2 separate regions of the Homo sapiens genome follow, and region 1 is linked to region 2. Evidence: chromatin contacts called from ENCODE Hi-C or POLR2A ChIA-PET data. All regions are on one chromosome and are shown on one strand. Each heading gives the region's core, a stretch centred on a gene start or an enhancer-like site at or near the end of the contact. The rest is flanking DNA. Distances are from core to core; before and after follow the strand shown. Region 1 holds the start of ABCB4 (ATP binding cassette subfamily B member 4). Region 2 holds the start of DMTF1-AS1 (DMTF1 antisense RNA 1).

What was found. Hi-C counts contacts between places; a loop is a spot of excess contacts on that map. ChIA-PET counts read pairs that join two places held with the same protein, here RNA polymerase II (POLR2A). Pooled maps may share reads with other maps.
Region 1: a map of ascending aorta shows a loop between it and region 2 (5-fold over the local background). The contact joins the promoter of ABCB4 here to the promoter of DMTF1-AS1 in region 2. A Hi-C loop is called at or near these places in 4 of 168 maps with a recorded cell type or tissue (B cell, GM12878, OCI-LY7 and 1 more), 22 of 37 single-sample maps with no recorded cell type and 12 of 50 pooled maps. POLR2A ChIA-PET finds 5 or more read pairs at or near these places in 1 of 52 experiments (HepG2).

Annotation. Positions count from the first base shown.
Region 1 is chr7:87,473,629-87,478,699 of GRCh38, forward strand. It overlaps ABCB4 (ATP binding cassette subfamily B member 4), which reads right to left and starts at 2,052. Exons shown (of 28, transcript NM_000443.4): 1 at 2,006-2,052; 2 at 1,758-1,843. The coding sequence starts at 1,837. RefSeq lists an enhancer at 1,239-1,308 and silencers at 1,779-1,918, 1,929-2,128, 2,179-2,428.
Region 2 is chr7:87,149,474-87,154,635 of GRCh38, forward strand. It overlaps DMTF1-AS1 (DMTF1 antisense RNA 1), which reads right to left and starts at 3,020. Exons shown (of 2, transcript NR_136253.1): 1 at 2,829-3,020; 2 at 1,950-2,185. DMTF1 (cyclin D binding myb like transcription factor 1) reads left to right here and starts at 2,980. Exons shown (of 18, transcript NM_001142327.2): 1 at 2,980-3,082. RefSeq lists enhancers at 2,050-2,613, 2,529-2,768, 2,614-3,175.

The DNA of each region.
Region 1 (5,071 bases), core at 802-3,301, 320 kb after region 2:
GGCGTTAATTACCTTCTAACATTGGCTGTGGTTTACTTATTTAGTATGTACATTATTTATGTCTGTCCTCCGTACTATAATATAAACTCTATGAGGGAGTGTGTGTGTGTGTGTGTGTATGATGATTTATATATATATGATGATTTTTACATAAATATGATGCATTTATCCAGGTAAATGATAAAGTTTTACTCATAAGATGATTCCAAATTATGTAAAGTATTGACTAAAATCACTGGACAAACATCTGCCACTAAATATGTTCAAAAGAATGTGCCATGGGCAATAGCAACATAATTAGAACAAGAATATAACTAATTTGATTGAAGCAGGCTTAACTTCCTTTAAATATATTATCTTTGGTCTGCTTTTATAAAAATTAGTTTCACTACATTTGATTTCATAATCATGTGGTCTTAACTTATTGTTAACTTTCTGTATTTCTCTTTTGAGCTGCTTTCTTCTTTCCAGCAGAAGCTGTGGGCTTCCCCTCTGAGGACTTTCCTGGGTTCTGAAGTGTTACTACACCTTTTGTAGGAATAGCTCCTTTGCACACGCATCAAATGTTAAGCCAGTGCAATACATAAATAGACTTCTTCATGAAAATGCCATCTATTAATAGACTCACAGTCAATCCCTGCCTAAACAGCCAGCTGATGAAAACCATATTTTTCTATTGCGTGTGTAAGTACTTCCATTGGAAGTAACACCATCTATCACTTTTTCAATTCTACATGGCAAAACTAAATTTTCTATGAAAAAATACAATGGTGCTTAGAAGAAATACAGCAAGGTTACTGCACAACCACATTAACAGGCTAAAATAATGCTTCAGTTTAAGCATCAGGTAGGCATGTTTTCAGTTAGCTAATCAAGCCCCTAGCAGCTTGAGGACAAACTACAGAGACTGATAAATTTGTCCCTCTGGGTGATCACTTGACACAGGTCAATTTTTTCTGGGTAGCCTGGTATGAACTCAGAGACCGTAATAGCCTCATAAACTATTTCAGGCTAAAGGCGAAAATGATTCACTATTCCCACAGTGAAAGAGGAAACAAAGACACACGCCATTGACTGGGAACTTCTGCCCCGCTCATAAAGCCTGTGAAGTGAGTTTAACAAGGGCCAGGGGAACCGAGAAAGACATGAAGGCAAAGGAAGCGCTGCTTCCCCCTACCACTTGAACAAAACTGATTCGGATGTACAGAAGTTCCCCCTCCCCACCTATCCTCCCAGAAAGGAGAAATACAAATAAGCCTGGCGATGAGAGGAGGGGGAGGGGTAAGACAAGGAGGAAGAGACATAACAGGGGATGGGCAGGAGGGGAGGGAGTTTTTGCTTCACTGCCCTTGTTCAAAAAGCACAGCCATCAACAGCAGATGTCTGACACCCTTTAAGTCTGAACAATCAGATGATGTATATGAAAGTCATTTGTAAAAGTTTCAAGAGTTACGTAATACAATGAATGTTATACAATGCAGATATTCATTGAATCCCCCCTGCACAAAGGGAAGGGAGCACTTTTCAAGACAGCCTTTTCTTCCTGAATCTGTTCCAAAAGGAGCCTCAGTGACATTCTTTGAGGCCACACAACACGTTTGCTCCAAGGTCAGAACCGGATGCAAGACCCTTCAAAGAAGCCTCCAAAACAAAGGTCTTCAAAGGCATCAACCGATTTTTACAACTTCTTTCCAAGGGTGAACTTAGTCCTGCTGATTGGCGTGTAACGGAAAAGCCAGTGGCTGCTGGGGATGTACCTGCTGATGCCCAGTTCAAAGTCGCCCTCCGCGCTCGTGGGGCGCCAGGCTGTTCCGTTCTTTGCCGCCTCAAGATCCATCTCAGCCTGAGGAGAAACCACAGCCTCAGAACCAAGTACACCCTCTCCGGCGGCCCGGCGCACGAGTCGCGGGGCCCGGGGGCACTGGGTGGAGGTCCGGCCACTCCCGCCCCGCGCCCCACGTCCCGGGTCTCCCTTCGAGGCCAGACGCGCCCGGACCTCTCTCACCTCGAACCTCGCGCGTGTCTGGCAGGGCCTCTGGACGCGCGGGCGCTGCAGCAGAGGGGCCTGGACTTTGCTCGCCGCGGCCTCGCCCCCGCCCCCGCCCCCGCCCCCCACGCGCGTCCGGCCCGGGAAACGCCTACCGTTGCAGCCAGGGCGAGGGCCGCGGCCCGCGAGAGCAGCTCCCGCCGCCCGCCCAGCTCTCTCCCCAGGCTAGGCGCGGGCCAGGGGCGCAGCCTGCCGCTCTTGCCGCCGGGGCGCCCGGCTGGGGCCGCCGCCCACCCTGGCGACCCGCCAGAACCAGCCCGGTCGCAGGATAAGACCGAGATCAGGCTGGAGCCTCGGGTGCCGAGAAAGCCTCGCCTGATGGGCCACCCAAGCCCCTGCAGATGACTGTCACACCCCATGGGCGCTCAGTTTTGTTTTTAAACCCATAGGGGAGACAGTTTCCGGACGCCCAACAATCACAGGGCGGCCCAGGACCGAGAGAGAGCAATAGACTCGCCTCTTGCTTCCGCATCCCCAGTTCTGGTCCAGGTGGCACTGAACCCAATTATCTCCAAGGACGGCGAGAGTCAGCCAGGGCCGGCAGGAACCATCACATTATGCTCCTTGGGGAGGAGGAACGCTGTTGGTGCCCTCTTAGCACTTAAGAGACACAGAGTTTTAGGGCTAGAGGGGTCTTCAGCGATCATCTAATTAAAACCCCGTATGTTTAACATATGAAGAAACGGATGCCCAGAGAGGTGAAGTCCTGCCTGAGGCTGCATCGGTGGAACCAGAGTCTAGGGGAAGCCTCCTGAGTCCCAGTCCAGTGCCCTGGCTCACTGCTCTCATCTAAGACTTCTGTCTGTATTGAATTGTCTCTGCTCCTACCACCTATTTGAGTATGACTTTCTTCTTTCTGATTAATTCCTCCACACTCTTCCCAAAAGGAAGTGTCTAAAACGGGGAGCCATAAGTTTCATGGCTTTGAAACCGGAGACTTTCAAACTCAGAGCTTCACATCTTATTAACTATGTGACTTTGGACACTGTGCTCATTTCTCTAGGCCTGTTTCCTTATATGTAAAATGAGGATAAAAACATCTCCCTTATCAGGTTATTGCGAGGAATAAATGAGTTGAGGATAAGGGAATTAAGTACTAGGTAAAAGCACCTAGTACTATGCCTAAAACATAGTAGGTGAGCAACAAATACAACTTTCCTTCCTTCTGATCAGGTAGCAGGATGACCAGTGGGTCCTTGCACCTGCTATGTCCTGTTAACACAATTGTTAGCCCAAGGCTTGTCTGAGTTCTCAGAGAACCTTAAAGCAGAGCATGGTATAAGTAGAGATGCTGGGTGGACCCTGGTGTGAATCTCACCTTTCCCATGTACCAGCTGTCTGGCCAGGTTATGTAATTCTTGACTCAGTCATTGGATCTATAAAATAAGGGTGTTATTAGGATTAGGGATACTGTGTGTAAAGTGTCCTGCACGTAGGAGACACCTAATAAATGGTGACTATTATTATAGTAAAAGTTCAGGCGAGGCCAAGGAAGAAAGACTGGAACAGGAGCCAGCAGCTTCGGCACTCACCCCTTACTTGTGCTGTGCCTCTGCATCCTGCTCTGCCTGCCACCTGGAGCTAAGGTGGAACTTGACTTGAAACTGCATGCTGGAGTAGAAATGAATTTAGTTGAGTATTTTTCCTCAAAATGTTTTCTCTCCATATCAGTCTACCATGACCATGAGGATTCTCTTCTTAAATCAACCCAAATTCCTTCCCTTCACTGGTCTAACAGGCGGTCAGATCATTATTTCAAGATACTCTGAGACGGAAGCAGTTGGAATTGTGTAGTTTGAAAGAAGGCTTGTGGTGACTGGAGGACATTATTAAACTCATTAGCACATAAGGAGATGACAGTTTCTTCAGTCTCTAATAAAAGAGAATTTGATAAAGTAAATGCAGATACTTGAAGGAGTAGGAAGGTTCAGAACAAAAACTAAAGCAAATAACATGTATGAGGCAATGAGGTGTATTTGCCTGTCTGTCTGTCTGAGCCGATTCACAAAGTTGTCCCTGCAAGAAGCCATGCCTATATGGCTGTGTTTACTTCTTTACCTGTATTACATCCAATTCCAGGAGCTCCTTTTATATTTATTTGATAACAGTGCAGTATCACTGAGAATTCCATCATTTATTCATCAACTAGAAGTTGAAGACTTACAATATTTAAAGCACTATGATAAACTAGATTTCTCCATTACACTCAGGCTGTAAGAAATCTTTACTTTCCCTTTACAGTAGAATATTGAGATACTTATGCATTGATGTAAGGCTGGAATTAATGCCCTACCACGCTATCTTACTTTTTCTATTTGCCCCATTGGTTCCATCTTTCTTTTTTATCCTCACTTTTGCCTTATTTTAGATCTGTTTAATATTATCATTTAGATTTCCTTTCTATAAGATGTATTCTTTTATTTTCTATTTAATAATGATCTCCTTTCTAGGGATTATGACATGTATCTTTGACTAATCATTGTACTTTTTCCTCTTCCAGGACAATGCAATGATTTTAGAACTCTTAAGTCTCTTTTTTATTCACCCCTAACTTTTACATTGCCATTGTCATGTACTTTAATTTTCTCTGTATATTCATGACTCTTCTGGGAATATTATTTCTTTATGAGTTGATACTTATTTAGCTTTATCAAAACATTTATCATTTTCTTGCTTTTTGTTTCTTCCTACATCTCAAAGCTACCCTCTTGGATCATTTTCCTTTCACCTAATGAGCACTCTTTCATCTACTGTCTCTTTCTTGTTTTCTTTAGTTTGTGACAAATTTTCTCAGCTTTTTTTTCCTGAAAATTTATTTCACTTTTATCTTGAAAAATTATCAGTTATTTATGGGTTTGCCTTACTAAATAAATATCAAAACTCATTATCAAACTATGGTAATTAGAGACATGTGTTTTGGAATGAGACAGACAAAGTAAAACAGAATCAATATCTTATAACTGATGGAACTAGAATTCGAATCCAGGGAGTATCCTTATCCGCTATGACTAGCAGGGAAGTGGA
Region 2 (5,162 bases), core at 1,770-4,269:
TGCACCCCCTACTATGCTTCTTTATTCTTACCTTTCTGCTTAAGTATCTTCTCAGAAAGGCCTACTCTGAACTCTCTATGTAAAAGTTCACTTTCAGAGCACCCAAGTTGTATCTTTCTCAGAACTTACAAAACATGGCAATTATTGCTTAGTTAACTAATACATTGTCCCTCTCTCTTCCATGCTAGATTATAAAGGAACAGGTCTTTGAGTCTGGGTCTGGATATTATCCTGTTTTAGTGAAGTATCTGAACTGTTTTGTTTTGCACACCAAAATTACAAAGACAGAACAAAAATTTTTATCCTTATTGGCTAGGAGTATTGGACGCCTTAGCTCTCCATTCCCTTGATAAGGAAACACTTTTCTGGCTAATATTCTATCAATAGGTCTCAACAAAGATTTACCACAAAAGAAGAAAAAAGTGAAGTGGATATAGAGAGGTTGTCACCAGGCTGAGGTATTAAAAGGATTGCAGAGATGAGACACATAGGCAAAATGCAAGGCGGGAAAAGGATTGTAAGATGGAGTGTCATAAGGCCCAGAGGGAAGCCTACAGGAAGAATCTGAGACAGGAGACCACCTGGTAAAGCCTGGTGTGTGGGCATAACTGGGACAGTTTATTCATTCCTCCATTAGCACAGCAATCTCCATCAGCTGGAAGGCCCTACAGTGTATACCCATCAGCTATATTAACAGGACTCAGAGCCTGTGTAGAAAGAAAATTACTCAGTAATTGTAATTTTCTTTTACTTTGAACAAAAGCTTATAAACATCTTTTTTTTTTCTGAATTAGCAAAAGATGATCATGAAACAACAGAACCTGCTTCTCAGTATTTGAAATACTTTATATTAATATATCAACCTGTCATAAAAGGCAATTTCATCATCAATCACTGATGAGGTTCACAAAAGTGTTATAGACACCTGGAGTCCAACAAAGTCAATTTTAACTAGCAAATGCAGTAAATACCATAGCTAAGCTATAAATACTTTAATAATTATTGTTTAGGATAGAAATACTTCTAATGATTTTTCTACAAAACATTTAATTCCTAAATAGGTAAATCCTTGGATAATATTTAAAACCTCATCCATTCCCTAGGTACACATTGACTAAATAATGAGGTACGGATAACATAGAAGTATAACTGCAGAAAATTGCTCTAGGAATCAAGTTGTGTTATGGATAGTCTTTACATTGATTATTCAAGCTAAAGGGATAGAGACGTTATTATATTTTTTTAAATTATGCATTAAGCTAATATTAAAATACATTTGTCATCCCCAAATAAATACCAATTGACTTGGGAAAAGGTAGTTATAAAAGAAACTCAACCAGAAAGGGAGAATTTAGTTATGAGGATGCACTTGACTTTTTGCGGGGAGTTAGCAGCGTGCAGGCTGACCTAAAATTTAGCAGAGGAGAATGGATAGCCCGACTATAATTTATATATCACTATTTTGTGCCTTAGCAAAAATAATCCTATATGGTTATGTCTTATGAAAAATATGGCTCATTAGGAACCACCTTATCAATGTTAATGTCAACAATTTTGCATATGTAATTATTATTTTATTAGAACTGCTCTTTGAGTAGTTGTATTGCTTTCCTGGCTTTAAGGTTTATTAGTTACCATTTTTAATGCTTAATACACGTCAGATTCCATGCAAACTACGCTGTCTACAATATTCTGGAAGGTACATCTTATTACTCCTAAAGTAAACAAAGCTAAAAGAGGTGAAGTGCCATATCCACTACTAAGAAATGGAGCCAAGATTCACACTCAGGTCTGACTGCCTGAGTCCATACCACGATACTATTCTGCCTCATAGTTTTGCTTACATAAACATTATTATGTACTTATTAAAAAATGGAATGATACACGGCTTAACTCCAACAGAATGCAGAGTGCCACAAATTAGTAATAAAGTTATCAACACAAGAAAATGCTGCTTCTGAGATTTATTTTTGAAAATTAGTCAAACATGTCGATCCTCCAGTAAAGCAAAGCATTTGTAAACTGGTTGTAATCATTTGTTTTCGTTATGAAAGTACTGCCAAAGTGTATTTTGTGAACTGCAACCGGGTAGTTCAGAACACAGGCTTTGGAGCTGAGGCTTCAATTCTAATTCCACCGCCAACTTGGGAGCCCTTGGACACATTCCTTCACTTCTCTTTGGTTCCTGTGTAAAATGGGATTCATTTGTAATAATTGTAGCGATGCACTTAGAACTTATGAACATTAAATGAGTTTAATATACGTAAAACATTTACCTGTCACATACGCACTCAAAGAATGCTGGCTCACATTACAGAACCCAAAGGCTTATTTATCCTTTTCGTTTATAAGGGTATTAAAACGCGTTTTCTATTTAGGATGGGTTTATACGGCTGCAACCCAAGGAGCATCTGTACTTTTAAGAGGAACTGGGCACAGCAAAACAGCATCTTCCTAGTCTAACAGTGAGACTACATTCACAGAGGACACATTTCATCAAGAACGACTTAACACGCCCAGATATCTCATATTATGCCCCTGCGGTAAGGCAAATCAAGTATGAAGACACACACTCCCTGTTTTCTTCAGCACTGAGATCACTGGTTCCCTCCGTTCCACACCGCGGCTCCCTCGGCTCGGAGCCACAGGGAACTATGAAAATCGGCACGCGAGGCCTAAGTGTCCCCAGAACCAGAGGAACCACAGTTGCGTCATAGCAGAAGGACCTCTTTTACAGCATCAGCAGTGGGATAGTCAGTGCCGAGTTTTCCTGGCAGGACAGCCGACAACCACCGCCACAGACCAGTACAAACATTCCAACCCAGGACCTTTTTTCGCGCGCCGACACAGCCGGAAGTGACGCGTACAGCCAGCACGCTGGGCCGCCAGCGGGACAGACGAGCGGGAGGGGCAGCGTGCGGGGAGCTGGGGGCGGGGCGCGGCCGCAGCTCCGTTTCCGGTGGCTCGTCGCGCTCGCTCACTCCAGCTGCAGCCACTCTCGCCCGTGGCTGCTTCCTCCATCCTGGTATTTTTTGGAGCTTCCATCCTGGTTCTTCCAAAGTGCCCGGACCCAAAACAGGAAGTAAGTGCGATGGAACCTTCAGGTTCCAACCGCCGCCAGGGCCGCTCCGCCCAGTGGAGCCTGTCCGGCCCCCTTGCTGCCCGCTAGCTCCCGCCGGCTGGCGCAAGCTGTCGGCGCCGGGGCACTGCGGGCGGGGTCGGAGCCTGGCCTTCCTGACGTTGCAGCTGCCGTCCCCGCACGTTCCGGCCAGGGCCTCCCTCTTAGGGCCGGGCGGTGCCCGTGGCTCAGGCTGCAGAGTAGGGAAGCGAGCGGCTGCCGAGGCACAGCGGCGATCCGGCGGGGGCGGAAAATGGCGGCGGCTTCGGAGGAGCTAAATGGCGCCGGGACCCCTGGGGGGTGGGGTGGGCCGGGAGGTTGAGTAGAGAACTGGGCCAGAAGGAGTGGAGACAGTAAGGAAGCCCTACTTGTTTTCTCGTGGTGTTCTATTTTTAGTTTTTATTTTTGTTACGTTTTCGGTTTTGTTTTATGGTCCAGCGTAGGAGAGGTAGGCTTGGGTGGGGTCGAGAGAGTGGGGGTGGGTCTCGACCCAACTTCCCCCCCTTTGCTTTTTTGTTCTTTTCCCTCGTTTGCGCTTTAGATTCTTCTGTAATTTTGCGGGGGTTCAGCCTTGCTCGGCGATTCACGGCCCAGACATAGAGAATCGGGATAGCTGGCCGAACCGTCTCTCTCAGTCTGACTCTCTTTAAAGAAGGGATGTGGGCTGGGGCGCGGGGACAGTCCTGGTGGAGCACGGAAAATGCGGCTGTAAAGTTGTAATTACCCTATTGTGCCGAGTTCCGAGAAAGTTCTTAAAATTGTTAAGTCCACTTTGTTCTCTAAAATGTACTTCGCTTTGAGAATTTCTTCAGGGAGGTATGTAGAATGTTTTACCACAATCTCCAGAGCAGATTTGAGAGTAGAAGTGGCCAAGTGCCCTTTTGTGCAATTGAATGATAGAGCATATGTCTTTATATAAAATACTCGGTGTAGATAAGGAAAAGGATAATAGTATACAGTATGAGTCAGGACTCCTCCCTTTCTCTCATTGAATTTGTGTAGTTGCTTTTTTCGCAACTCATTCATCTTTGTGTACCTCTTTTTAATGTACATGGATTTGATTATGTGTGCCTCCTTTCTGACAGTCGAGGCTGCATGTTGGGACGTCCTACAAAATGCATATTCTGTGGAATTATTTTTTAATATGACATGTCTTAAGCTTAAAGTGACGCCATTTGGAAAATTTTAAATTATACCTGTATTTTTAATTCGTGGGAGAAAACCATTTGTAGCTTTTAAGCTCCAAATACGAAAATATTCTTCCACTATGTTGAAAGTATTGCAAAATCTGTTTTTTTCAGTTAAGGGTTTTCATGTTTTTTCATTACTTCAAATTTCTTTAAGCTGGTTTTGAAATTATATTTCAAATAGCTTTCTGAGGATTACTGTCTTTTAATAACTTGAATAATTTGCCATCACTTTAACATTTAAAGAATGACTATGGCGATACACCAAAATCTTATCTTTTTGCTCTTATGGTGTACTTAGAGACAGGATTTCATGTATTTGGTTAGGATTTAGAAATTCTGTTAAGATTTAGAGAAAAAAGGTTAAAGCTACATTCCTTAACGTTACAAAAATTGTCATGCTGAGAGAATCCAATTTGGTGTGAGAATAATTTTTTTCTTCCATACAGAAAGCACAAAAACCAGCCTGATTGTATCTGGAAAAAACCATTATGTTACAGGTGTGAAAAATACATTTCATGATTGTGGTGATTTTTATCTCATTTTAACTCTCGATACTAGGTGCTTCTGTATGCCACCAAACAAGCTAATTTTTTTTCTTACTATTTTAGTTGATAGGCTCACCCCAAAATATGCTTTTGGGGACTGATTTAGCACCTGCATATTCTGCGTGAATCTCTTTAATTGGTTGCAGTTGAGCTAATGGTGGAGCCAAAATGCTATTGCCCTGTCTTCATCAACATTTAATCAGTAAGTACTGGGCATTGCATCTTTCTTAGAACTTTAAGTTCATACGTTGCAGTTATATGAATACATTATTTTATGTAAACATTTTTCTGAGTGTTCAGGTTTTAGAA